Regions from separate parts of the Mus musculus genome. Here all the other regions are linked to region 7. The links are chromatin loops, found by intact Hi-C in ENCODE. Cell type or tissue: heart. All regions are shown on one strand.

The links. Hi-C counts contacts between places; a loop is a spot of excess contacts. Peaks named below come from ENCODE experiments on the same cell type or tissue, not always from the same donor. Only the 100,000 strongest peaks of a DNase experiment are listed, where the experiment ranks them.
Region 1: it touches region 7 in a loop (2.9-fold over the local background); 4 of 42 quality-filtered maps call a loop at or near these places.
Region 2: it touches region 7 in a loop (6-fold over the local background); 19 of 42 quality-filtered maps call a loop at or near these places.
Region 3: it touches region 7 in a loop (10-fold over the local background); 26 of 42 quality-filtered maps call a loop at or near these places.
Region 4: it touches region 7 in a loop (7-fold over the local background); 19 of 42 quality-filtered maps call a loop at or near these places.
Region 5: it touches region 7 in a loop (4-fold over the local background); 4 of 42 quality-filtered maps call a loop at or near these places.
Region 6: it touches region 7 in a loop (5-fold over the local background); 2 of 42 quality-filtered maps call a loop at or near these places.

The regions. Positions count from the first base shown.
Region 1 is chr3:138,061,940-138,065,939 of GRCm38, reverse strand. It overlaps 1110002E22Rik (RIKEN cDNA 1110002E22 gene), which reads right to left and starts at 3,698. Exons shown (of 3, transcript NM_001370862.1): 1 at 3,642-3,698; 2 at 1-919. The coding sequence starts at 888. The region is part of intron 1 of Gm5105 (predicted gene 5105); the gene reads left to right. In heart, no CTCF peak of the experiment used is centred here; a DNase peak (open chromatin) is centred at 1,769; H3K4me3 peaks cover 1,118 bases; H3K27ac peaks cover 2,259 bases.
Region 2 is chr3:137,922,301-137,926,300 of GRCm38, reverse strand. Lamtor3 (late endosomal/lysosomal adaptor, MAPK and MTOR activator 3) reads right to left here. Exons shown (of 7, transcript NM_019920.2): 4 at 1,131-1,189. Among named protein-coding and RNA genes, the nearest start is that of Lamtor3, 5.7 kb to the right of the region's middle. In heart, no CTCF peak of the experiment used is centred here; no DNase peak of the experiment used is centred here.
Region 3 is chr3:138,141,567-138,145,566 of GRCm38, reverse strand. Trmt10a (tRNA methyltransferase 10A) reads right to left here and starts at 2,119. Exons shown (of 8, transcript NM_175389.5): 1 at 1,971-2,119. It also overlaps a transcript of Mttp not described here. In heart, CTCF peaks have their summits at 463 (motif pointing right), 1,615 and 2,190 (motif pointing right); DNase peaks (open chromatin) are centred at 1,776, 2,126 and 3,076; H3K4me3 peaks cover 2,699 bases; H3K27ac peaks cover 2,695 bases.
Region 4 is chr3:137,916,405-137,920,404 of GRCm38, reverse strand. Lamtor3 (late endosomal/lysosomal adaptor, MAPK and MTOR activator 3) reads right to left here and starts at 1,850. Exons shown (of 7, transcript NM_019920.2): 1 at 1,742-1,850; 2 at 1,487-1,532; 3 at 450-484. The coding sequence starts at 1,495. It also overlaps a transcript of Dnajb14 not described here. In heart, a CTCF peak has its summit at 1,923 (motif pointing left); a DNase peak (open chromatin) is centred at 1,894; H3K4me3 peaks cover 2,419 bases; H3K27ac peaks cover 1,946 bases.
Region 5 is chr3:138,074,587-138,078,586 of GRCm38, reverse strand. It overlaps 1110002E22Rik (RIKEN cDNA 1110002E22 gene), which reads right to left. Exons shown (of 3, transcript NM_001370862.1): 3 at 1-1,423. Gm52617 (a long non-coding RNA gene) reads left to right here. Exons shown (of 4, transcript XR_003954569.1): 2 at 598-659; 3 at 2,526-2,628; 4 at 3,551-3,856. Among named protein-coding and RNA genes, the nearest start is that of Gm5105, 9.2 kb to the right of the region's middle. In heart, a CTCF peak has its summit at 1,646; a DNase peak (open chromatin) is centred at 3,216; H3K27ac peaks cover 391 bases.
Region 6 is chr3:139,076,196-139,080,195 of GRCm38, reverse strand. No RefSeq gene overlaps it. Among named protein-coding and RNA genes, the nearest start is that of Rap1gds1, 3.0 kb to the right of the region's middle. In heart, a CTCF peak has its summit at 1,994 (motif pointing right); no DNase peak of the experiment used is centred here; H3K4me3 peaks cover 305 bases; H3K27ac peaks cover 109 bases.
Region 7 is chr3:137,864,044-137,868,043 of GRCm38, reverse strand. H2az1 (H2A.Z variant histone 1) reads right to left here and starts at 3,557. Exons shown (of 5, transcript NM_016750.3): 1 at 3,348-3,557; 2 at 2,834-2,911; 3 at 2,411-2,524; 4 at 1,904-2,033; 5 at 1,122-1,658. The coding sequence starts at 3,350. The coding sequence ends at 1,597. It overlaps Dnajb14 (DnaJ heat shock protein family (Hsp40) member B14), which reads right to left and starts at 369. Exons shown (of 8, transcript NM_001033155.1): 1 at 1-369. The coding sequence starts at 120. Gm43403 (predicted gene 43403) reads left to right here and starts at 3,718. Exons shown (of 2, transcript NR_169184.1): 1 at 3,718-4,000. In heart, a CTCF peak has its summit at 2,265; DNase peaks (open chromatin) are centred at 253, 2,323, 2,823 and 3,663; H3K4me3 peaks cover 3,397 bases; H3K27ac peaks cover 2,854 bases.

The DNA.
Region 1 (4,000 bases), 200 kb before region 7:
TGAAGAGGAGGTGGCCAGGACCCCCAGTAACTTGGTGGGATCGTCCATTTTGGAAAGGCCATTGTCTTCTGCACTGTCCACCAGGGAGGAGGAGGAGGAGGAGGAAGACGAGAAGTCGTTCTCACAAGCCTGGGAGGGGAGGCACTGGGAGGAAGCAGGACTCTCCCCCGGAGCTGGAGCCTCAGGGGCATGGCCGCTGGGTTCATCCTGGGCTTTTGTCTTTGGACTCCTGGAGGCCTGCTGTTCTGGTGGCAGTTTCAGGGTCTGGGGACTCTCCCTTCGGAGTCCAGCTGAAGCACACGTCTCCACATACTTGGCTTCAGGCAGGGTAGAGGCTGACGGCTCAGGTAGTGGCCGCAGCTGCTGCCTGGGCTCCGGGCTGTCTTGTGGTCGGCTCACCGGGTCCTCCGCAGGCGTCAGGCTGGTCTGTGAGTTCATGTCAGACGTACCGCCTTCCATTCTGAGCCCTTGTCCAGGTTTCAGAGACAAGATGAGGCAGTGGTGAGCGCTGGGGCTGTCCTGGGTCCCCCTCTGGTCCCGGAGGGGCCACAGAGTGGCCTGAAACAGGTTCCCACGTGCTTGGGCTGGCCCCAAGGCTGTAGGTACCACTGCCACAGTTGCCACCACCGCCCAGTTCTTCAGCCCCTGTGGTGGGGCCTCGGCAAGCCAGAGGGAGGTGGGAGGGCTCCCAAAAGAGGCAGCAGAGGTGGTCTGTAGCCAGGGGGCTGCGGCTCTGGCCGCGATTGTGGCCAGTGTCCTGCTGCTGAGCTGTCCAGTCCAGTTGCTTGTCTGACAGCGTCGGTGGGTGGGGGTCTGAATGCCATTAGCCAGCGACGAAGCAGCATCTGTAGGTCGGACAGGGGTCTGCCAGAAATGAACGGAAAGCATGTGCTGTCCCTTGTACAGCTTTGTCGCTCTCCTGGATGGGGAGATAGAGGGTCACGTCATTCCAGAAATATTTTTAGTGTCCATTCCCTAGTCATATCGAAACTACACTTGAGGGTAAAAAGAAGAGATGCGGAGAGGAGGCGGGGTGGGGGAGGAATGTGGCTTCTGATTCAAATCAGCCAAATGTTCATTGTAATCTGTTTTAGAGGCGTCTAGCAAGCGCACAATTACCCTTCGCTGGCTGCCATCTTTCCCCAGCCTCTGATTAAATGAATTTTCTCTCCTTGTTCAAAATTCAAATTTTTTCACGGTACTTCAAATCCATTAAGGAAACTCCAGAAATATTTCAAGTCCCACTTGTGCATATGGTAATTTTATAGTTGCCTCATTTGCATTGTCTTTCCCTCTTTGGAGAGCAAAATCAGATGAGGGATGGTCATAGAAGCTTTCACAGGACAAGAATATTTCGTCATCCTTCCCTTTGGCCAGACTTATACTCTGTGAAACATAACCTATTTGTTTCAAATTGGGAAAACAAAAAACAAACAAAAAAAACAGAAAACAAACAAACAAAAAAAAAAACCCAACAACAACAACAAAAAAACCAAACCTCTTCTAAAATCCTTGCTGTGTTTACTCAAAGCTTAAAGGGGGAATTTCCCGAGACCTAAAAGCTCCTTAAATAAATTTAAGCTACAGGCATTCTGAAGGAATACAGAAAGACAATATGGACAATACTTCAAATCCCTACAGTGACTACTCAAGCTCAAAACCGTTCCTAAACTTGTAAACGCACTACAAGACAATAAGTCATGTTAAATATAGCCTTAGCTACAGCTCAGCGATTGGGTTCCCCTGGCTGCACGCCAGCTCTGCAGGGCAGAGAGTCAAAACGCAGGAAAGAACAAGGAATATGCTTACCCTCCCTGAGTACAGTGCGGCTTGGAGGGAGGTTCAGAGAGGAAATGTGAGCCTCTGGCATGCCCCTGAAAATACGGCCAAAATCCCAGTTCACCCGCTCTGAGATAGATTCATTCCAAACAAGTCAAGATCTGGACAGGCAGATTTGCCAAGGCAACAGAGGGGTCAGTGCTAGCAACCTTTGGGGCGATTCCCCGGGCATGGTCCATGGAAAACCACGACTAGGTTTTGGTGAGACCTGGCCCTCATCATCTGCCAGGCCCAAGTCCACCTCTATACATAGTCTGTGTGTCACCTATGCCGATTGGATAAAGCCCTATTTTAAACATCCACATTTGTGGAAAGGAAAATAACACCGCCAACCATCCCCTTTTGACATGAATGCCATCCCCACGCTGAAAAGGGTTCCTTCCTCTGAGTAGGCATGTGCGTAAGTGAGAAGTAGTCACCCCTGACAACTGCAGCGTCTACCTTCTCTCCCTGTAGGCATCCCAACCCCACCATTCTCCCTAGGACAAGCCCTCTGCCCTCTCTACTGCCACTAAAACGTGCCCAGAAGAGACTGAAAACATCTGGAATAAAGCAATGGTTATTAAGCCATAACTCAGGGTCATGGGAAAGAAAAAGAAATACCTTCCAAATCTTAGTTTCTTAATTAGTAAGTACAACTAACTAGGAACATTTTTAACATTTACGCACATATTAATGATTGAATTCTGGTAAGAACCACATGAATTAAGTACAATTACTATACTGATTTTATAGACGGGGAACCTGAGACACAGAGGTAGGGCATGATTCAAACCTAGGCAGTCCAGCTGGAGACCTTTACGGTTACGATAGGCAATCAAGGTGGGTCCCCACAGTCAAGGTGGGTCCCCACAAAACCATTCAGAGTTGTTACCCCGTCAACTATCAAATCTGCATGACCACAAATAATCTATGTAACTGGTTGAGGTTTGTTTGTTTGTTTTTATTTCAGATATTCAACCCGAGAACACTTTATGGACTTGGGGGGCTAAGGAACACGATTCTGTTAATAAAATGGATTAAATATAGTCCCCTTCTCTCAGGCAAGCAGACTTTTGAGCTCGCCATTTTTACTTTTCTTTGAGGCTGACCATGCCTTGGGCAGTAAGAAAGCCCTGGAGATAGTCCAAGACAGTGTGAGACACATGTGCTTCCTGGCTAATCAAGAGGCGAGAGTTTCTGTATAGTCCAAGGAAGAATCACTCTAGCGCTGTCATATGGCCCTGTCTGTCATCGCAACACAACAGATTTTTTTTCTTGAGTTTCTTCCTGTGGTTAGCAAAATATAAAACTGAAAGTTCTGACACACAGGGTATATGGTAATGTTCTCTCTCTCTCTCTCCCTCTCTCTCTCTCTCTCTCTCCCTCTTCCCCTTCTTCTTTCTTCCTTTCCTTTCCTTTCCTTTCCTTTTCTTGCTTGCTTTCTCCCTGTCTTCCTTCCTTTCTTCCTTCCTTCCTTCCTTCCTTCCTTTCTCTCTCTCTCTCTCTCTCCCTCTCTCTTCCTTCCTTCCTTCCTTCCTTTCTTTCTTTCTTTCTTTCTTTCTTTCTTTCTTCCTTTCTTTCTGTGTTTTCAAGGCTGGCCTCGAACTCAGATATCCACCTGCCTCGGCCTCCCCCAGTGCTAGGATTAAAGGTCCCAGACTACAACTGGTCACCATAATTTCTTAATACCCAAAGTTCCGCAAAACCTCCTGAGGTCTCCCCTCTCTGAGAACCCAGCCCTGGCCAAGCTCCCCACCTCCCCCCAACCCCCTCCCCCACAATCAGACACAGCCTGGTTCGGTTCTAACGTGGGTTCTTACCTTCAGAATAGGTGTGTGGCTCCTTCAAGGATTTCCAGCTAAACAATGCCAGTGTCGATATGGTGGTAGTGGGGGTTCCTTCATATAAAGTCAATTTCCAAAAGGTTTTTTTTTTTTTAAGTCAAACCAAAAATTCCCTTTGTGGTTTAAAATCAAATAAGCTGAAACACCATAGTAGGGCTGACTATTAAAAGAAAAGAAATGTATAAATAGAAAAACAGCAGCCAACTTTAGGGTAAAGAAGACAATTAAGGACTCCACACGGTTTCCCTTCTGGTGTTTTTCAGAGTTCTGGGTTAGTTTATGGTACCATGAAAAGGGGTGGTCTGAGATCTAGTGGAGTAGCTTGGAGTCATGGG
Region 2 (4,000 bases), 58 kb before region 7:
TGTGTGGTGGGTGGCACACAGTCAATGGACTCTTATCATGTCTTGTCACCAACTCAATGCCCAGCTCTGCCCAGGCAGTGTCCTCTCTGCACTTGACCATGCTAATGGATAAACTGGAAGAAATAACCCACGTGACCTCAAAGCACGTTTTAATCCTAATGTCTAAATTTACCTGATATGGAAAAGAAATTGTAAATAAAATGCATAAGACACTATTTCATCTTTAATCTTTGGTAAGTGAAACCAGCAAAGTCCACTTTGATGATGCCAGGAGATACGAACAGCAGACAAGCTGAGCTCACACTACCTCTGTTACAGCAAATGTGCACCAAAGAAAGTTGAGGACTGCCAAAACCATGTTTGGTGGATTTGGGGTGGAACCGAATATGATCAAAACACATTGTATGCATGCATAGAGGTCTCAAGACTTTACAGAGATGTATTTTTAGAAACTTCTTAGATTCTGATCAACTAAACTAATGACATTAAAGTTTTAAAAAATATGTTTCTAGTAAAGAAGCAAAACCCCACAAGATTAAAACCCACCAGTGGGGCTGGAGAGATGGCTCAGCAGGTAAGAGCACTGACTGCTCTTCTAGAGGTCCTGAGTTCAATTCCCAGCAATCACATGGTGGCTCACAACCATCTGTAATGGGATTGGATGCCCTCTTCTGGTGTGTCGGAAGACAGCAACAGTGCATTCATATTCATATGTATATGAATACATATATGAATGCATATAAATAAATAAATCTTAAAAAACAAAACAAAACAAAAAACCCACCAGTGTGAGCTAGTGCCGTGGCTTAGGGGTTGGCTGCCTGCCTGCCTTGCTCACACTTTCAACAGTAAAGACTTGTTTAATGATTTGTATTATGCCATAAGCATCCTCAGTGGATAACCAGGACTATGGTAAATGCACACAGATGCTAGATGTTACATGGTCCAGATGACATGCAGTTCACTGTAGGCTCTACACCAAGTCCTCAACACACAACGTATATACTTCCTCGAACAACTAAAACAGTCTTTCTAGTTTGTTGAAATAAGCTGTCTATATTTTTAATTATTTAAATATAAAACATTTTTTGTCAAAAGTAAATGTGCCATATGCATGCAGTTAGCTTTACCTTTAATAACCGGCACCCCGTCTCTATCTGACACAACAATTGCATGGAGCCCTTCAACACTACAAGAAAACAAAGTTCAGTATTACAAAGTTACTTTGATTTCTACAAATATGTATCTCAGACTCATGGTGGTACTTCTCACGCATATAGACATTTCTTTTTCCCCTCCTCCAGCACCGCAGACGGAACGCAGGGAGCTGCACACTCTAGCAAGAGCTCTACCACCAAGAAGCAAAGTCCCCTACTGTTTCATGCATGTTCCTGAAAAACATATGCGTGTGTGTGTGTGTGTGTGTGTGTTAGAATATGTTCCCAGGCGTGTTGAGAAAAACTTGTCTAGAAATTCCCTAACGTGTACCACTGAGATGCTGAGGATATTTACCACACGTATGTTAATTATTGAAGAGTAAAGCTTATGTTCTATCATTCCATGGTTTATAGAAGCAGAAAAGGGTTCAGCTCTGACAACGGTAAAAACTAAAGAACCTTTGTCTGTTTCCCTCACTCTTTCTGATTTCTGATACTGGGTTTTCAGATTTTAAGGCACTTAGTATTTCCTGATCATGTGATACTGACTCTACAATCTTAGAATTGAAGTTGAGTAGTAGTTGAGTTATTATCAAGCAAATAATCTTACACTAAGGTAAAATTACTACTATGGGAGGTGCCATTAGAAGATCTGTAGGGAGAACACTTCTCTGGGGAAGTGGCGGCTTGGCTAAATATTAGGGCATCAAGTAACTGAAAAGGAGGGGCTGTTTTTTAGGCACTGAGCAGATCTGATTTCAAAGTGTGTGTGTGAAAGAGAGTATGTGTGTAAGCATGTGTATCTGTGTATGTGTGTGTGAGAGAGAGAGGAGGGGAGGGAGACACAGACACACACAGAGAGACAGATGCAGACAGACAGACACACACAGAGAGACAGACGCAGAGAGACAGACAGACACACACACAGAGACAGAGACCACGACCCAGTTTGCACGTGGAAGTAAGAGGACATCCTCGGGTCTCTCCGACAGGCTGGCCATGAGCTTCCAGGGATTCCCTTGTCCCCACACCTCACTGACTTCATGTGAGTTCCGAGGACCCAAACTCCGGTCCTTACACTTGCACCTTAAGTCTCTACCCACCAATATGTATATGCTCATGAATTTAAAACAAACAAGCCAACCAACCCCATCTGTGTGCCTATTTGTGTATGGACATGCACGATGGTACCTTCCAAGGCCAGCAGAGAGCATCAAATTCCTGGAAACTGGACTCAGAGGTGGCTGTGGATTACCCAGCACGGGTGCTAGGACGTGAACCCATCTGTGTTTTTCACAGAGCAGCAAGTGCCCGTAACTACCGAGCCATCTCTCTATCCTCTTAAAGTCATAGTAAGTGAAAAAGAAACTTCAGTTTTGAAAAATGTACCTTAAGCAACAAACTATGTTATAAACTGTAAGCAAGCTTTGTGTGCGCATATGTGATGCCTGTCACGCGCACACAGTATACTCCTATCTGTGCCTGGTTGCCAGGACATAAAGACTTCTGACAGCAGATGCTTCTCCCAGCGGAGCTCATGACTGCAGCCCAGGCGCAGGGAGCTCTGCAACCTTGAAGTTTATAAGTATATTGTCTACTCAGAAAAAACAAACAAACAAACAAAAAAAAAAAAACAAATTAAAAGACAGGTGCTCAATACATTATAAAAAACGTTAGAAAAATCTGTATAGCACAGGTAAGTTCTAATTTCCACGGTAATTAATTTAAATAGTCGCTAATATACCAAAGGCGGTAAAAAAGTAGAATGTTCTTTTTAATGGATTACAAATCCACAGAGGTACAAGCCTAACAATGCAGAATAGCTACAGCCTTAAAGCACTCCTTTTTAGAAATCAGGTCACAAATATAGAAGTTGTTTCCAAGTCTACACACAACGAAGAGTGGTTTGCATAGATTTTACTACTAACAATTGCTGGGCTACAAGAGACACATCCATAAGAAATACATTTTATTAATCAGCAAAAATCTAACGTTTACTAAAAACAACTACTTTCAATCTAATAACTGAGTTACATTAGTGTTAAGGACATTATACTGGGGCTGAGGGTGTAACTGAGTGCTTGCTGAGCACCCACAAGGCCCTGGACTCAGACACTGGCAGTCTACTCGCCATTCCTGCAAAGCTTCCGTAAGGCCTTTCATATAATTACAAAATACTGGCTACTATAAAACATGAAAAACCTGAGAGTTTTAGGGGGAGAGAGTTACAACTAGATTTTAAAATACAAATCCAAGGACAATATTTAACAGAGAAAACCACATTTTATTGATACCAGGAACTATCTGACTTTGTTGAGAAGTACAGAAATAAAGTAGCTAAAACCAAGAATTCAAGAAGCGGTTGAGAGGACTACATGTTCTTCAGGAGAACCAGTTTCAATTCCGAGTATTTGCATGTCAGCTTATAACCATCTGTAACTTCAGTTCTAGGGGACGCTCTTCTCCCTCCATAGACATCAGCCATGGCACGGAGCACAGACATACATACATACAAAACACCCCCACACATAAGTAAAATTGTGAAAAAACAAAACAAACAAAGCAAAAATGGCAAGAATGCATATACCCTGCAAACCCACACACCCAGAAACGCATCAAAGCGCTCACAGCGCTATTGTTTATTTGTTCTCCTTGTTCTTAGGGTGCAATAAACCTTCAAGAAATGACTTGCAAAGCTGAGCCAAACAGGTCTCAGTCCTTATGAAAAGAGTGGTGTAATAGCTTCCCTGCTGATGTGCTATGACTAATATTCCTGTCCCTTTGGAAGTCCTGCAGATTGAGCCTGGGGCCAAGAGTGAAATACTCTCTCCCTGAGATACATT
Region 3 (4,000 bases), 280 kb before region 7:
GGGAATTCTGAAGGGAGAGTGCTACTGCACACTGTTGACAGATGGCTCTAAAGGCATTAAATAAAACTCAAAAATGTATATGCCCAAAGGCATGAATAGTGGAAAAAACAAGACTCAGTAATGCAAACTTAAAAGCAAAATTGAAATTAACAGGAAAACATTTTATGAAACATATTTTCAAGAGAGCACAGCTCTGAAACTTGAAACTCAGTTGACTTATTCCAAACCGAGAGGATAACTTGAGTAGATATGGGATTTCATAGAATTCTAAAAGAAAACGAAGAGAGTAATTTCAAAGTTACTAACTCCTCTGGTCTCTAGTACTAAATTCCTATGAAACAAAGCAATATTTATCCGTGGCAATACTTTTCAGTAGTTTCTCTATGTTCAAAATTTTGAAGTGTTGAGCTGCCTTAACTGTGAGAATTACAAAAGCCGTGTTTTACAGCTCTCTGACACCAGGGGGAGCCTTTGTCTTTCACATCTAAAATGTCTCCAGTTAAATTTAACTTGACCTATCACAGAATAGTAACATCTTTGAGCAGCCTATCGTGAGCTTGTCCTAACATTAATGTGTTTTATCAATTCTTGAAACACTGTACTGGGTGTTTCCTAAGCTTTGATTAAATAAGCCAGACTACTGAACAACACATGAAATATGTTTCATTTTATAAAATACATGAATGCAGATAAAATACTAGCTGGCTGTCTTGTTTTGTCTAGACTTCACCAAGATAGCTTCCGCTCCGACTGTCTACTAAGTAATAGAGTAAGAATTTGATGCATTATGTAAAACACGGCACTTTTGAACACACGGCTTTAGTTTGGGTCACGAGGTGAATCTCTATGGCAGCGAGTCTGAGGCTTCTCCCAGACCAGCAGTGATGCTTAAAGCACATTTTAATCCACTAATCCAAGTCTAACAAGTATTTAAGAACATTTTACAGAAAGATAAAACAACTCTGAGACTTTACTTTAGCATATCTTAAAAAGAAAAAACCTGGATGGTTAATTCTTGGATATAAGTTATCAGACAGGATTACAAAACTCAAAACTGAGTAATACTGACAAAGACTATCTGGTGTGGGGAAGAGCATACGTCACTTAATGCCAAAGACAAAAACCCGGCTGTTATCAAATCGACTAAAACGGCCCTCGTAGTCTTTAAGCTTTCTTTTCGGTAACTCTAAAATCAATACATGCCTACTTCAGGGTATTTTTATGTTATTTTATTTTTTTTTATTTTTAAACGCGTTGGTCTGTACCGCAGTAGCAATAGCCCTTTGTTCAGTTGTCAAAGTCCCTTTGGCTTGAGTTCTGGCTTGGGAGGGAATCTCAGGAGAGCTTTTTTTTTTTTTTTTTTTTAAATGAGTAATTTTACATCTCCGGACACGCAACCACATTTTAAACACAAAATATTTCAGTGGCAACCGGTAACGCGTCCATCTTAACCTCATCCTCAGCTGACCACGAGGCCGAGCCGCCTGGGCAGCAACTGCCCCTCGGCGCCCTTACATGCGACGGCCTGACCCAGGGAAGGAAAAAGAGGAAAAGAAGGGAAAACGGCTCGCCTGCCCTCTAGGCGCAACGCAGCGTTGCGACAAGCTACCCTGAGACTCCACATGGCTCCTTTCTGCCACACTTCCGGTAGGGACTCTCCTAAACAACAGAAACCCGGAGCGCACACCGCGGCGACAACCGGGCGCGCGCACGCCCCGAGCGGGGCCCTGCGCCCGCGAACGAACCGCAGCTGACCAATCACGACTCTGGAAGACGGCACGTGAGTGGCGAGGGGCGTGGAAAACGCACACCTGACGCCACTTCCTCCGCAAACCGGCAACTACTTCCCAGGCCCTCACCCTCTACTCCGGAAGCCTTGGTTGCAGCGGAGGCTAGGGTAGCTCACGCTCCTTTGGCATCCGAAAGGATACCAACGGGCAGGGGCACGACAGCCGCAGTGCCATATTTACCGTGCCGCGGGGCCGGTGGGGAACGCCGGGGTGCGGTTAGAAAGCCTTTCTGAAGTGTTCTCGGCTCCACGCGGTCGTCCTCCTTCAGAAACTTCAACTCCCAGAGGCAGAGGCGGTGGTTGCGCGCCCGGTTACGGCACTTACGGCTTACGTCATCGGACTGCGCTAACTCCAAACCGGAGAAAGAGGAGGAGCCTGTAGGGGGCGGGGTCTGGGCCTGGGTTTTGCGGGAATGGTTAGTGGCTACCGCGAGGCGTTTTTCCCGGTCAAGCGTTGCATTTCTACCCACAGGCCTGTGTAAGCTCGGGTCTCGAGGCGAAGATCGCCCCACTGAAAGAAATTGAAATGCGAAACAGACGAAATGCTCTTATTTTTTTCTGCGTTGAGAGGATGATCTAGTATTGCCCAACGTACTTCTAATTTATGTAAGAAAGTTACCAATGGTCTTTCATAAGTGAAAAAATTGTAAACTGAAATTTTTAATAGAAATTCATCGAACTTAGGAATTTTAAAGTTTTCTTTTTATGTCCTTAGTAAAACATAATACTTTACAGTCCATCCTTTGAGGTTTTGTTTATGCTGTTTTGCAAAACACTAGTGATATTTCATCGTTTGTAAATACTTGACCTTATATAATCTTTTTGCTAAATATAGACCAAGTCAACCGAGGGAAAAAGAAAAACCAAACAGTTGGGTAGGTTGGTCTTTTTGTAGTTGTTTTGTTTTAATTTGGCTTTTCTGATGGATGAATCTGTAGAATTTGCAGATAAAAAACTATTTTTCAAATAAAGACCCATCATTAGATTTTTCTTGTTGCTTGACCTTTTGAACTTGTTACAGGCTCTTAAATGAACTGAATCGTCTCTGAATTTAGTGTGTGGGGGAGATCTTTTTTAAACTCTGTTTTTATTTGGAAAAAGATGTGGATCACATGCTCTGTGTTGTGGATCTCTCAAATCTTAGAGATTTCTGTTAACTGAACATTGGCAGTAAAATGTGAATCCACTTATGAGCTGTTAGTAGGGCATCTTTTTTCGGCTGCCTCCGTATCAGGGCAGAGAGTAGCTGAGGGAGGGTTAGTAACTGGATATGGAGCCCTTCACATGTAGGTCATTAAATTCAGGCTGGCAGAGTGGTGTGCCAGATCTTTCAGCAGCTGTTCTGTTGCCCTTATGGGATCTGTCTTTAAAATAACGGTACAGTTTTAGAGGTAATGCCTAGCATCCTTGATATCTAAAAGAGTTTTTAAGTTAGGAGAAAAATCCTCATTTTTATGATGTGACCAAATTTGACTTGGTTATTTGATCTCATGGTTGCAGAATCAATCCAAAGTATGAAAAAAAAAAAAAAAAAAAGGTACGAGTAAAAACTGCAGTTTAGCCAAAGAAGCATATAAAAGTTTAAGATAAAGTCCTGTGATGTAAGGAAGTCATTGATTTATAAAACTCAGGCTTGTTTAACACAGTTGACAGTTCATTGTCTTTGGCTTAGGATTTTGTACAGCAATGACTAAATGATTGTCTCCATCAAAGAAGTAGAGGATCCAGAAGTGAATACATACTTAAGATGCCTGTAGATAGAAAGGAAGACATGAATGTTTCTTGAGCACATAGTGTCGGAGATTTTGTAATTTTGCTCCATCTTGGAAAGTAAACATTTTTTTAAATGAAGAATTTCAAAGCTGGGGGCAGTGAAAGCAAAGAGCCAAACGTGAAGGTTTTACACATTGATGAGCAGTGGTGGAGTAAGGAAGAAGGGCTCTACCCAGCTTTCTAATGTGAACAGTGGTAGAAATATAATTCTATTAATTGGGTAATTTAGAGAATACTAGAAGAAAACTGGATTTTAAGCAAACATAGCAAGCTTGGATTTGAATATCTGCGGAGTCTGGGGAGTCTGCCTAAGTATGGATGGGCTTAGGAGTCGCTGTGCTGCGAAATGAGTTAGACACAGGTTTGGGTTTAGGGGATAAAGCAGCAGTTATCAGGAAGAAGAGTGAAGTAACGTGTAAGATAAACACACGAGAGAGT
Region 4 (4,000 bases), 52 kb before region 7:
TGAATTTGTTTTTCAACTATTGTCTTAGCCTAGTAATTTTGGATTACGTTGACCTAGCAATTAGGTCCCAATAGTAACATTAAAAATAATGGCAAGTTTTAACCTTCTTTTCTTAAATTTACTTAAGAACTTTAAAAGATAAGCTAATAAACAACTACGGTAGTGTGTTTTTAAAAAAAAAAAAAATTGAAAGTGGCAGGAAATCTAAGTTCTAGTCCCCAGCATCTCTCCCCGTAGAACCACACAGAAGTCATCCAACAGCTCGGCTTCGAGCTATCTGGAAACTCAAGCCATCTCTTAGGATACCTGGGGTTAGTTTTATATTTAAATGTGGTAAATAATTACCATGAAATTTATAAAAATACTAATTTTAAAAGGAGAAACAAAATACTTTGTAAGATTAACACGTTGCACAGAATTTATTCAGCAACAAATCAATAATTTCTTACCTTGGCAACTTTTTGTACAGGAATCGCTTTAGATCCTGAAAGAGAATAATTTTTAAAAGACCATTATTACCTTGTGCTGTTCTAGCCCTGTCCCTATCCCTAAAGGACATGAACTCACCACTTGTCACTGGCATTTCATCTCTGACGTGTATAACTTGGGAGAAGTTAGTTAACCTTTTTCTAGGCCTCAGTTTCATTATATGCTTCGTTACATGTCTACAGGGATAATCACAGACCCTACAACCTAAGAACGCTGTCAAAGGTTAGTAAGGGCTATGTCAGTGTACTTGGAATTGGGACACACAAATACAGATTTGCTGTAAAATGAGGTCACGTGCTTCCTAATATTTTACATCCGGATGCTACCGTATTCACTTGAGAATCCTCTATAAATCTCTTCCCATGTCCGGGCATCCAGATTGCCCATGAATTTTTTTTTTTAAATGATCCTAATTCCGATAAACTATTCTAACATTCAGCTTCTTGGCAAAGATACTGACAATTATGACCTCCACTCTAAATGTGTGCTGTTTTGAACCTCTATCTCCCAAACTGAATGAGTGTCCTTTCCCACGTTACCACCACAAACTTACTTTTGCTCTCGTCTTAAACAGACACATAGAAACGGAACATAGCTTGTTAAGGGGGCACGCGTTAGCCATCCTTTTAGACTCCCAACACTGCCTACTGAGACACCAAGAGCATTATTTACTGGGAGAGGATTCAGAGCACTGTCCTATGAACAGGTACTGACTGGAAGGGCGGCCAGTCATCCTTCAGAATTTCCAGTGCCACCCACACAGAGTTCTTGTATGCTCCAATAGGATTAGGAGGTGGAAGAATATATAGTTCTCTGAGGCTAAAGCACCTTAGTGGCCCATCACAACCGGTCCTGACAGAAGCTCAGGCCCCTGCAAGTCCTTACTACAAATCCAGGAAGAGAGGCGAGGCTGAAACACATTTCTACCTTTCTCCTCTCAGAAGCCGTATGCAAACCTCCCACCTCCCCTTTTTCTTGGGAAGGGGTGTCAACTTACATCCGCCATGATGAACCCCTTTTCCTCGCAGAATCGATCTCCACTCCTGGAAGGAAAACTTCCGTGACTTCCCCCGCACCCGAGGCTTAGTCACCCTCTCCAGACCCAGACAGCATCACGAGATCCACCCTCTCCAGGGCCAAGCGAGAGCCCTGGATCTCCGTCAAGGGAGTGGGGAGGTTCCCGGGGACCCTGCCCGGTGGCCAGCCCACCTCTCCCCACCCACTCTGTCCCCGAGCTGAGAGGAGCGGCGACCTCTGCAGACGCACGCGCGCTCCAGCCTGGGAAGACCTGCCCCGGTGTTCCCGCAGTTCAGTCGCCTCTCTGAAGCCGCCTGTCAAGTCGCTGTCACATTACTCGTGACCTCCGCGGGATCCAGGAAGCACTTGCTGCACCCTCCAGTACCGGGACTCGGAACTTCCGGGGAGACCCGGGCGGAAATTGCGCGCGCGGCCGCCCCGCCCCCTGGAGGCTTTTTTTTTTTTTCCTGCGCCTGCGCGCTGCGCCACGAGCAGCTGGGTTGGCATCTGCGGTCCTTGCACCTTAATTTCCATCCAACTCACCTACAACGGAAGATGATCCTGTGCGGAGTATGTGTACACCTTTCCCAGACCCATTATGTAAATCTTTATGAATGAAGACGTTTGAGGAGAACAAACTGAGCAGCCTACTTATTAGAAGTCCCAGGTCCTTGGATAACCTAATTTACAAGCCAGTTTCCTAACGGTGCTGCTACCACATGTTCTCTTGGGTTTTTACCTAGAAGTGCAGGAGCCATGGGCCTATGGGCTCGTTTGCTAAGTCCGTTTTGAACACGCATGCACTGGGCTGCCTGCTTTGGCTCTTGGGCCTGCATTTGTTGTATCTTCTTAAAATAAAATAAAAACTGCCTATATTTTTTGTTGGTGTTTGTACATTCAAGAAAGCCCACTGTAAGGGCAAGGCAAGAAAGCTTAGCAAAAGGGAGGCTTCTCCATTTGCTTTGGCCCGGTGTTTCTCATTACTGACGCGTTGATAACTCTTTTGTGGTAGAGGGCAGCCATGTAATCCGCTTAGGAGACTCTGGTAGAAACCCTGAGGACAAACGAAAATCACCTGGGATCTAAATACTCCCCAGTGGCTGCCTGAGCTGGGGGGAGTGGGGGGAGGGCGGGGAGGGGGAATGGAAGCTGATGGCTTTTGCTGCAGATGTTAACAGTCGTGTACCGTTAAAGAAAACGGTAAGCTCTCTAGGAGCACCTACTTTGGAATTCTTTTACTAAATCGCCACTCAAGTTTCTTTTCATTTCCACAAAGTTTTAATACTTTTATTCTTTGAGAATTTCATACAATGCATTTTGATCATATTTACCCCTGACTCTTCTGCTCTAACTCCCCTTAGGTTCACCCCCATGTCTGTACCCTTCAAACTGTGTCCTCCCCCCCCGCCCCCATAACCTATCAAGTCCAGTTTGGGCTGATCATCTCCGGGGCCTGTGGGACTAGCCAATGGAGCATGGCCAACCTACCAGAGATCACCCTTAAAGAACACTGACACCTCTCTCAGAAGCCATCAATTGCCCATAGCACTTCAGTGTAGGTAGGCTCACCAACCATCCCCACTGCATGCTAGAATGTTGGCTGGCTTGATCTCCGGCAGGCCCGCTCAGCTGTGTGAGCCAGCGTGTTTGTGATAGCATTGGTTGGCCCACTGTGCATGAAGTTGTTCTTTAGTGTCTCAGCCCCCCTTTTGTTCATCCTTTGGGTTTTAGTTTAAGTTTAGTTTCTCAGTGAAATCTTCCTTGACCTTTCCAGAATAGTAGAGGTACTCGAGATAAATGTTAATATATAGATAAATGTTAATAAATAAATATTAATAGATAAATGTTAAAGATAGATAGGCGTTAATAGATAAATGGGTAATTTGTGATCTTCTTACATTTACCAAAATTAAAACATTCATTTCCTGGACAATAATGTTTTCTTCATTAAATTTACACTTAGAGCATTGTCTTAATCCATGAATAATTCCCAGCTCCTAGCTCATTACCTGTGACACAGCAGGGATTCATACATTTATTGAATGAATGGATGAGTGAATGAATAAAAGAATGAGCATATCAAGAGGATCCTATGCTGGGCATGGTGGGGCAGGCCTTTCTTTAATTCCAGCACTTGGGAGGCAGAGGCAGGCAGATCTCAGTAAGCTGGAGGCTAGCCTGGTCTACATAGTGAGTCCAGGATAGTGAGATCTATATAGTGAGACTCTGTCTCAAAAGAAGAAGAAGGAAGAAGGAAGAAGAAAGGAGGAGGAGGAGGAGGTAGAGAAGGAGAGGGAAAAAAAGAAAAAAGGATAAAATATAATGAAGACAAGCCTTTTATGGTGAGAACACCCCCTCTTTTTATTCATATGTTGAGATAAATTACAGAGACTGAAAGACAAAAATTTGTAAATCATTCATTAGAACATTCGTTAGAAATCAAAAGCAGCTTTAAGAATTCTCATATGAAACCTTATATAAGTCTGATATAACA
Region 5 (4,000 bases), 210 kb before region 7:
AGAACTTAATTTTTAGAACTTGTTTCTCCCCCTTAAGAAAGGCCCTGGAAGTGGTATTGAATTTGGTTTTGAGCCTGGATTTAAAAAAAAAACAAACCCAACAGTGACAAAGTATTAAAATGTTAAAAGCTTTAGAAAATTCAGTATTCTGAGAGGCATAAAATCCCTGACTTCAAGAAGCAATTTTAAGTGGAAAGCAAATACTGGTGATTGTCAAAATAAAAAGGGTCATCTAAAGAATTTTCCAGAATACTTTATCTTTAAACAAACAAGAGACTGAACAGAGATTCCTTACAGAAATCTTGAGCGTTAATACTTGCCTTTTAAACGGGGTATTTGGTTAGAAAGTAATTAAGAAATTCTTCAGTGTATCACTTAATTGAGAGACCAATTAGGAAAGTCTGAATGTATCCATTCAGTCAGAATTGGGTTACAACTGGTCAGTAATGCATCTGGTTTTTTGGAATCTTTGCAACTGTTAAAACTTGAAGCAAGAATCGGGCACTGTAATTACAAGATGTGGGGTGGTTGGGGCTGGAGCGAATTACAAACACTGAAACAAAGTTCACAGCCAATTCTGTCTTCTTCTCCAAACAGGCTTCTCTTCGAGCTGCAAACATGGAGATGCAGGGCACAGCTATGAAAGGACTCATTTACGGGTATGTGTGTTGCACACTTACAACAAAGGTTGGATTCTTAAAGGAGAATGGGCAGTTTATGCTTTCTGAAACTAAGAACTTAATTTTCAGTGTAATCACGGGTTCCCCCATACCTCAAAACATTCTGCTTTGTGACAAAAACAGTGTCAGGGCACTGTGCAAATGGGAAAAATTAAAGCACAAATGTCAAAACCGCCATCTGTCATGATTGCACGGGAAGTCATGCCAAACCTGGTCAGGAACCCAGACAACACAACAGCCAGAATGACAGAGTTGGCTATTTATTACTGGAAGCAGACGGTTGTGTTTAAAACCTAAGTAGGAGATGCCATCCTGTCAGCTAGACTTGACATAGCTCAAGAAACTCCAGGGTGACTTCTGATTTTAGTTCTTGATTGGCTGATTTGGTTTGCAATCGAACCAATCAGATGCCACTGCCTGTTTTGAACAAACCATTCAAATACTCTGTGTACTGCGTGCCTGGTCACAAGGGCGGAGGGGAGGCGGTGGCAAGAAAGCTTATGTCCTGTATTAAAGTATAAAAAGAAACACTTCATGGGGGAGAAACGCAACCATTTAGTCATCTTAATAAAACTGAAATAACAAAAGCTACCTTAAGAGAGTTGTTCAGGAAAACATACAAACTTACACACATGGTTCCTAAGAAATAAAAGTGCATAACACAACTGGAAGTTTTCTCAGATGAATTCGGTGTTACAATGAAACTTTCAAATTAACGAACAGTTCTTATTTCTGTCTTGCTCCTGCAAAAGAAAAAACAATGCAAAAAAAAACACGGTCAAAGAAAAGATGACTCATTCCGGAAGAATATTCCCCTTTAAAAGTACAACAAAAATTACATTCCCTGTTGACTATCTGATTATTTGGCTCATTTCTCTAAGTTTGGAACTTAAAAGTTTTAAATGTGCTTAGCAACCATGTGCTGCCGTTATCAGACACTGCTGACTTCCAGAAAGTGCCACCAAGTGGAGCCTGTCTTGAAAACCCGACTCAGATTCAATCAGCTGTTCAAAAATGATTGTAGAGTTAAATATTTAGTTTGTCTGAAATGATTCACCAGGACAAAATGGCATATTGTATGCCTCCCTAAAACTTAGCACACAGAACTGGTATTTAAATTAAATGGCATCATTTGAAATTTACTGTCAGTAATCTAATTAGATTAACGGACCCTTGCCCTGGGGATTCTGGGAACACAAATGACTGCTAAGCAAGTTATGTGGACTTTCTCACAGTGTGCTTTTTTTTTATATAAATTACATTTCCTGCCTATAACATACAACTCAATTAGACCCATATTAAGACAGCACTGCCATTATTCAAAAGTGTATGAAAATTATCCATTTCCTCTCTTTTGAAATTTCTTAATATAATCTGCTAGAACTTTGCTTAAAGAATCTTTTTTTAGTGCCTGGAAGTTGATTTTCAGATACAGTAGTATGAAGACAAAAATAAAATAAACTTCAAGTGCTATTTGTTGAGAAGAAAGATGTCTCTATCATGTGAAATATAACCTTGAGATAGAAGACTCAAATAACATCTCTCTAACTATAAGCAACCAAAGGAGCAAGGCAAGGGATACTTTAGTCCTGTGACCTAGAAAAGAAAGCCTGTTTCAGCTTGTTTATTAAGAATGAAAGATAGAATAATGATATCTTTGCATCTCATGCAAATACACTTCAAATATGTCTTCTTGTTTCATATTTATATTGAGAAAATATATTCGGGCTCAAGGAACTGTATGGAGCATGTAGTGTTATATGGCACACATGGCATCTACTGTTTAGCATTCCCCTGGAACTCACTGATACACAGTTTGTTAAGCTTGATTTTCTATCTCAACAGACACAGAACAAACAGCAAGAGGAAACTGAACACAATCACAGGTGAAGAAGGGGTGACCATGCGACTAAGAAGAATAATTTGAATTACATAAAAGAATGTAACGGTAATTCTGGCTTGCGGTCCTAAGGCAAGGTTTATAAGGACTCTTTGAGCAGAGTGAAAGGGGGCCAATAGGAGGAGGAGGGGAGGAGGAAAAGGGAGGACCAGGGGAGGAGGAGCAGGAAGAGGAGCAGGAGGAGAAGTGTAAGAAACTCCTCTCCAAGATGACAACCAACTAAGAAATGAAGATAAATCTGTTAAACAATATAGTCTAGATATTGCTCTGTGGATATCCATAAGGTATTTATTGTGTTTCTATTAATTTTAGAGAAATTTTGTTTGAAAGTATTGGTTTAATTCTGATGAAGGATAAAATAGTAATAACTACCCAATAAACCCCACCAGAGGCTTCTCAAGTAACTCCTGAGAGTGAAGACGAAGGGTTAGCCATACTGTGTTACCAAGGGGTCTCCCTGGCTGCCTTCCCAGGCCGGAGTTTAGACCTGGAACACTGACCACATTTATCAGGGATTCGGGGCAGACATCTTGCTCCTCCCAGGCCTGTGCCCAGACAGAGAGGAAAATCACCACTCGCAGTTGGTAAGCTGTGCCCGGAGTTGTAGAGCAGGCTGGAAGGCTGTGGGGGATACTAGAATACACTGGCACCCAGCCAATGGCTTGCCCGGAGGCTGGCCAGCTCTGAGGGGACTTGCCCGGAGGCCGGCCAGCTCTGAGGGGACTTTTGAGCTATTGTTACTGTCTCCTGACTGGGAACTTCAGCTATTTTGTGCACAGGCCCCTGATGCCACCCTGGATGTCTGAAACAATAGGGGTGATTTCCTGGTTTGTCCAGGCCCTGTTGAAATTTTGGGTATTTATGGGTTCTAGTTTCCAAGAAACGTTGACACTTTCTATATTCCACGTTTGTTGAGATAATTGACAGTTGCATCTTTACAACGTTTCTTAAAATTATTTTCATTTTACAGGTAAAAGTGTATACAACATTGGCCTACACCAGTAAGTAACAATACCACTCCCAGCTGTCCCTGTGTCATATGTGCTGCTACTCCGGTCAGAGGCACACAACTCTCACCTATCAGCATGCCTGGGGACACGGGGTCCCCGCATATGTTCGTCCCATGTCCTTCCTCCCTTGAGCCCTCTCATCACTGAAGGCATAGCCTTGAGTCTAGAGTCTCTGATATGGCTCAGGTTTCTCTTTATAGCAGAGAATGTTCTGGCTGAACATTTAATCATGTTAATCAAAATAAACATTTTAATCATGAGAAAAACTCAGAGAAGCTTAGTGTATTGGATATGTTCAGACTTCAACTTATTCCCTTCTCCCTGCTTTTCTTAGTCGTTTTCTCAAACTCAGCAATCCACACACACACACACACACACACACACACACATACACACACAACAAACACACA
Region 6 (4,000 bases), 1.2 Mb before region 7:
TGGCTTCCTTTCTTTCTGTTTTTCATTCACCGACTTAGGAGATTTTTGAACAGGAAGAGACTTCTAAAATAGACTGGTCTTACCCTCACTTTGCATAACACGCACCTACAGTTATTTGAGTCTGTGATTCTTGCATTGTTATCTTGATGGGTTTTTGAATCACCATGGAAACAAACCTCTGGTCCTGCAAGAAGAGTTTCTAGATTAACTGAGGTGGGAAGACCCAGCCTAATTGTGAGTAGCACTATTCCATGGCCTGGGGGCCTGGACTGAAGAAAAGTCCCCCCAGTACCGGCCATCTATCACTGTGCCTCCTAACTGCAGAAGCAAATCCCTAGCTGCCTCCGCGCCTGCCGACATGCCTTCAATGCTACGACAGACTGTATCTTCCTAAACTATAAGGCAAAACAAAAACCCCTATCCCCTCTAAGCTGCTGTTGTCAGGTAGCTCAGCACAGGGATGAGAAAGTAACAGACACGTTACGTTAGCACTGAGCTCATAGGGGACGCTCACTCAGCCAGGTAGACTTCTTAAGTCTTTCTCACCTCAGGTCTCACAATGCAGGTCCATAATTTTTTTTTTTTGAAATCTATACACATTAGTTTGAGTTGACAGAATATGAAAGGAAACTTTAGCTTCCACAGGACTTAGAAAATTGTTAATGCTCAAGTAAACAGTATAGGGAACAATGAACAGGGCCTAAAATAAGGTTCAAACAGTCCAGTAGTTCAATCCGGAGGAGCCTAATTTCCCTAATGGGGACTTTGAAACAGAAATGGTTGAGGTAGAACGCATCCCTGTGAGATCATTCATTTTTATTGTGGTTAAGTTCAGTTGATTCCTCCAGTGAGATCCCTTCAAACAATATCCCAAGCATCGTGGGGAAGAGGCAATTGGCTCCCTACGATTGGAAGAAAGACATCCTCTCTCTTCCCGTCTATCCTCTGTGCAGGTCCCTCCCAGTATGTCTCCTTTAAGGGATTTTAATCGCCTTCCAAAAGGCATTACTTAGTGAAGTTTTATCTTTCTCACAGATATTTTCCTCACTGCTCTTCCTCTCAAATAAAAACCATTTCTCAAGCCATGTCAATTTCCAAAAGAACTTGTTATCCAAATGAACAGGTTAGGTATGGACACACACACTTCATGGAGGAATCCGTAAACCTCTAAGTTGTACATTACAAACCTCCTCTTCGCTTTCTAATAGGCCTACTCAAATCTTGCCACTGCCTATCTTGCAGTGGGGGGATCGAACTGACTTCTGAGAGGACCTCTTGACTTAAGAAACATCTTCCTGGTCGTTGTTTGTGTTCATGACGAGTATTGTAAGCAATTGTTCTTGTCGTTTACCTTGTTTGAAAGCAGGGACATCTAGGAACACAAAGAGCGAACACAGTCCGACACTCAAGCCAGTAGAGAAACTTTTTCTTAAAATAAAATAATATAGACTGGTTGTTCTATTTAGTTATTGAATAACTGGAGAAGTTTAGGCCTGGTATTTCCTCTCAGTCCCATGCTCCCAGAGATAAAACTCAGACTCAAAATATATTTACAAACGCATTGGCCATATAGCTAGATCATAACTTAAATTATCCCATTTATTTTATTCTACATTCTGCCAGGGGACTGGGCTCAGGTACCATGTGTCCATCTTGTCCCATCTTCCTGGGTGAATCTCCCATGCTTGGCTCTATCCCAGAATTCTTTCTTCCTCCCAGATGTTCCACCTTCTATTCTACCCTTTCCTATTGGCCTTAGGTTTTTGAATTGACAGGTGAAGCATCCATACAATACACAAGATAGTCTCTCTACAAATAATTGTTCTCACTGTGAGGTGTCAAGTTTATTTCTTTATTTTTAAAATGTCTTTTATTCTTTTTAGGAAAAATCTCAACACCATTCTTCTTCTTTAACATATATGGATGCTTTGCTACAGAGTATTTCTGTGTACCACGTGAATGCATGGTGCCCATGGAGGCCAGAAGAGGGCAGTAGATCACCCGGAACAAGAGTTACAGGTGATGATGCACCTCCATGAGGATGCTGGGAATGGGAGCCATGTCCTCTGCAAGAGCAGCCAGTGTTCTTAACATCATTCTTGCTCTCTTTTAGGAAAAAATCATAGAGACAACCGAAAGACTTTTAATTATGCAGTAACTTCCACTAAACATTTGCTCTGTTAGCTCTGTTCTCAGCACTGGTGATCTAACAGCCAAAAAGGAAAGGCAAAAATTACCGTCTTTCAGGATGGATGCTTAAACGTGATCGCTAAAGGGCAAAATACACGCCATTCTAGTGATAATATTGAAGAGACATAAAGTACAGAGGTGTGGATATAAAGTGGGTGTACAGAGTCTGGATGAAATGGTATAGAAGGGCTCCTCACACAGGTAACTTTGAACTCAGAGGTTCTCAGCCTTCCTAATGCTGCCACCCATTAAAACAGTTCCTCATGTTGTATATAGGCCCTCATGGTGACCCCCTAATCATAAAATAATTTTGTTGCTACTTCATAATTTTATTACTGTTACAAATCATAAATTAAATACCTGTGTTTTCTGATGGTCTTAGGTGACCCCTGTTACAGGGTCATTTGACAACCCCCCCTCCCCCCACCAAGGGCCATGACCCATAGGTTGAGAATAACTGTTTTAGACAAAAATATTTTAAAAATCATTATATTCCTATAAAAGGAGAAGAAAGAATTGTGTATGTTGGCACATTCCTTAATCCTATCATTGGAGAGGCCACAGGAGAACTGATATGTTTGTGAGATCATTTGGGCTACACAGTGAGTAGGCCAGCCAGGACTATATATAGCAAGACCACACTTCAAAAACAAAACAAAACAAAACAAAACAAAACAACCCAAGAGGCATTACATCATTCCTTAAATGAGCCACTTCTAGGTATAGTCCAAAAGAGTCTCACTATAGTTATGTCAATGTATTGGAGTTCAACATGATCATCATGATTGCCCTGCACTGTGCCTTTAATTGGTGAGAAAGTCGAAGGGGTGGCTTGTGGATGCAAGAGGAGCACAAATGATGCTTAAACTAATGCCAGGTGGGAGGACAAAAACCCAGCTGCCTTTCCAATTTCAATGCATACATGCAAATGAAAGCTAGACATACCCTGAAATTATTGTGATATGTAATTAGCAAAGGAAGTAACAGGAAACTTAAAGCAACTTGAAACAGAGAATGTAGAAGACATTTGTGAAAATTAAGGAAAGAGAGAGAGAGAGATCAACCATGTGAAGCAATAGAAAGACCTAGCATGGTCTTTTGCAAACATTTGGGAAAAAGAAGCAGAACAAGGCACGTGCATGTTTGTAGACTTGGGGGGGGGGGTGGTCTTACTGACTGAACTGTGCCCAGCCATCGAGCAGAAATCCCTAAGACATCGGAATGTGACCTTGTTCAGAAATCAGGTCATTGCAGACACCAGAGTCAAGATTGGGAGTGGCCTTCCCGATCTTCATGACCAGTGTCCTTATAAATAAGGGAAAACTGGACACATAAGCACGTAGGGAAAATATGTGAAAGCTAGAGTCATATTGCTACAAGGCAAGGAAGAGGTACCCTCAGAAGATGTGTGGTCCTGCCCTGGTTTGTCTTCTGGGCCCCAGATGCTCAGTAATTTTGTTTGAACCCTGTGTATAGAGATTATTACAACAATCCTAACAGCCTTCTGCAAGATGAATTATAGGCAAACAGGAAGAGTAGTTTTCTTCCAAGAACGGGTGTTTAACATCTGTATCAGTCTATGCCTGAGCTGCTGTAAATAGATCACACCTGTCTTTAATTATGTTGCATTTTTATTTCAGAAAAAATCACATAAAATCCCAGTACCTAACATATCGAGATGCTCTTGTGATCTGTGCCTGTAATATTAGCGACTGGTCTGTGAGAGTCACAGATGAAGAAACAGCCCCTTCTGGCAGCAAGAGTTGCAGCTCCTCTTCCTACAGATCGCCACAGGCCTGGGATAAAGTCC
Region 7 (4,000 bases):
CAGCGGGTACAGCTTCTCGGCCTTCTGGAGGAAGCGCTGGGCCTTGTCGCGGTTGCCGGCGCTCAGGGCCTCGCGAGCGATCTGCACGCATTTCTCCGCCTCGTCGCGGTTGCCCTCCATGGCTCGCGCCTGCCTCGGTGTCCGCGGCCGCGCAGCTGCGAGGGGGGCCCGCCGCGGAGGAGGCGAGGCGGCCGGGCGGGGCACGGCGCGGCACGGCGCGGGGAGGAGCGGGCACCGCGGCGGCGGCCCGGCGACGGGCGGCCTCGCAGCTCCGCCTCCTCACGGCCGCCTCCCCGCCCCCCGCGGCCGCAGCGGCGCCAGCCGCGTCCCTCCCGGGCCTGGCGGACCGTAAAGCCGACGCGGTAACCCGGGAGGAGGGCGGGGAGGCCGTGGGTTGGCGGAGCGCGGACGCCCCGGCCCCTAGGCTCCGGTGTGGCCCGGAGCCCGCCTTCCGCGCCACCGGGGTGGGGACAGGGACCCTCACGACCAGATCCACAAGGATCAGAGGCCAGGCCTCCTGGCCCTTAGGTCTTGGGAAGCCCTGGGCCTCCGTTAGGGAGTGATTGCCGCATGGATTCGTCCTACAGGCGCTTCCTGCTTTGGATCGGAAGCCCTGGAACCCCCAACCCCCGCAGTTCCCCAGCCCTTCTCAGCGGCACATCTGACCCACCTGCCACCTGGCAGGTACAATGCAGCTCTTTGGGTTAAAGCAGCTGTAAGGCAGGAAGTTCTTTCATCCACATAGGCTGCTTAAGCACCTCCTATTCTGTTTGATTTGCTCCAGGAATTAGGATACATGTCTTAAGGCTCAGGGAGGGGAAAGGGGTCAATGTATAATAATGGAACATGCTTGGCATGAATCAAGATGTGACTAGCATTTCACACCTGTGTCTGGTCACTAAAAGCAAATTATATCCGAAGTTCATTCGGTGGAGGTACTTTCGTTGTACCCTGAGGGTCTCTGTACTTGTGTCCCACCTTAGGATACAGGCCCTTTCACATTAGTTAACTGTCAATTGGGGGGGGGGGGGACGCCAAAAGCAGTTACCTCCAGCTTCTTCCCAAGTTTTAAGACCCTAAGAGGTCATATGATACAAAGAAACAACAAAAGTACCACGGGGTTATGACTACAGATGCACTGTTTAATTAGTAAGCAGAGAATGTACTTGTTGCTGAGTGAGATCTAAGGTAAGTCCCGATTATTAAGCAAGTTTAAAGCTAGTTTGGGATATGACCTTTATTGAGCTTATCCACCAGAGTGGAAACAATGTCTGTACAAAACCAAATGCTTGTTACTATAACTTCTGCATCACAATTAAAATCCAAACAGTTTTTTAAAAACAGTCAACTCAATCAAAACCCACTACTTCAGAATCAATAGCTTCTTTGAAGCCACAGTAACACTTAAATATGGTTAAGACTCGAATGCAGAAATTTGGTTGGTTGGAAGGCTAATTAAGCCTCCAACTTGCTCAAATAGAATTACAAAAAGGCAAAATTGTGTTTTTCACAGAGATACAGTCCACTGGAATCACCAACACTGGACAGCTGTTAGGAATATTTAGAGTCCTGAGATAATAAGGAATCCAGGCATCCTTAAACAGTCTTCTGTTGTCCTTTCTTCCCGATCAGCGATTTGTGGATGTGTGGGATGACACCTAGGAGAGGGACACAGATTAAGTCTACCTTCTGGATAAACATTTAAAAAAACAATACATGAACTCAAAGCAGGTAAAATTCATATACAAAGTGAAAACTTGAGGGATGAACAATGATCTTAGCAAAAACTAAGTGGAAAGCCAAACCCCATGAAAGCACCCTGTACTGAAATCTCTTCTAGAAACAATGGGAGTGTAGGAATTTTCTTCTTAAATAGAATGTTAGGAGTTTAGGGATGACATACCACCACCAGCAATGGTAGCTTTGATCAGAGAATCCAATTCTTCATCTCCACGTATAGCAAGCTGCAAGTGACGAGGGGTGATACGCTTTACCTTTAAGTCTTTTGACGCATTTCCTGCCAACTCAAGTACCTAAAAGGCAAAAAATAAATAAAAATCTGATGATCAATATTCCAACTTACTTTCAATCAAGATCTTTGAACCTCAATGGTGTTATTTACCAACTGTTGTCATTCCCTACTACCTGAATGATAAAATTATGCAGAATTATGCAAAAAAAAAAAAAAAACCACCCAAAAAACCCCGAAGGGGCACGCAATTGCATTTGCAGGAGCAGCACACTCTGGCCCAGCAGCCTCCTCGGCTGAACGCGAGCTCCCTCTAGCGCTCCCTCGGTCTGCGCGCCGCTCTTAGGGCCTGCGAGTTTTCTTGCATCACTTTCCTCCTCTCTCGCCACTTTCCCCCGCCCCCCCAGAGCTTTTCCAGATCACAGGCGTACTCCCGCTTACCTCTGCGGTGAGGTACTCCAGGATGGCTGCGCTGTACACAGCGGCGGTCGCGCCCACACGTCCGTGGCTGGTTGTCCTAGATTTCAGGTGTCGATGAATACGGCCCACAGGGAACTTGATTTTTATGCACACAAACAAACGAACAAACAAGAAAAAAAATGCACAAAGATAGGAAATTCGTTAAGATAAGATGTGCGCGCCAAAGCCAAGGACGGTGGTGGTGCACCAACGCGCCCCGCCAGTTAACACACATGTGATCCGACGCCCCCCCTCCCCAAACCCCAGTATTCACTGTCTCCGCAGGGCCAAGTCGCGACACATCACTCATGCTAAGATGGAACACCCATGGAGGGTGCAGACAAACAAGCAAGGGGGGTGCAAACATAAAGGCCCGGTCACCCGACTGCGGCAGTTGCTACCCACCTGCAAGCCGGCTCGCTGCGAGCGGGAAACCGCCTTTGTCTTGGCCTTTCCGGAGTCCTTTCCAGCCTTACCGCCAGCCTGCGGCGCCGCCGACGCCCGCGAGCCCGGGAGGGACGGAGAAGATAGAATTACCAAGGCGGCGCGCCCCTCCCCCACCACAGCGCGTCCTGGAGGCGAGCGAGCGCGCGCTCGGCCGCCCGCCGCCCGCCCCGCCGGGGACCCCGGGCCGCCGCTCGCCCCCCGCCCGCCCTTCTCCCCCGCCGACCCCTGCCGCGAGCCCGCCGCGGCTGCGCGCCCCCGCGCCGGCTCCCAGCCGCGCCGTGCGCGCCCCCCCAACCGTCGCCTCCCGCCTGGAGCTCCGGGGCTCCGAAAACACCTCCCCTCCGCTCGTCCCGACCCCGTCCCCGCACGCTCCCACTCGCCGCCGCCGCCGCCTCTCCCAGCCCCGGGGACGGCGGCCCCGCCCGCTCGGAGCCTGCAGCCCGCGGCCGCCCGCCGTCACTCTTCACGTTACCATCTCGGACCGTGCTGAAGCTCCGACGAGCGAGGAAGAGACGAGGCCAGGCGGACGCTCAGCGAGATCCCAGCGCCCACTCCTCCGTCGGACCGCGATTCAAACTGCGCCGTCTCCCGCCTTCCTCGCGCCCTTTATACTGCAGAATGTTCCCTCATCCGGGAACTCGGCCGGTTCGGCCCACCAATGGTTGCCTCCCGCCCTCGGGACGCGTCCTTGAGGCTCCAGCCAATGGGAGAACGCACAGCGGAGTGGCGGGGCGGGCGCTCGGGAGCTCGAGCGATGATTGGCGCGTGGGGGATGAGTTAGGGGGGGAGGAGATGCGGCGGGACGAGGACCGGGAGAAGAAGGGGCGCCGCGGCGGGAGGGCAGCAACAGAGCGCTGCGCCACCGAGCGAGTGGACGGTGGTGTCACGTGCCTGGAGGGAGGAGCTGGAAGGCTGGGGAGGAGCGCGCGCTGGCGTCCTCCCCGCTGCAGCCTCCCCCCCTCCACTCCCCCGCGGTGCTCCGGAGACCACGTGAGCTTCCCTCCCGGTCTAGCCTGGCCCCCTCGCTGACAACCGGCGCCTCTCGGTTGCCCTCTGGCCTGGCCTTTCGTGTCCGCAGATCTCGGTTTCCTTCAGAGTCCTGCCTTCTGACAGGTGGCTCGAAGG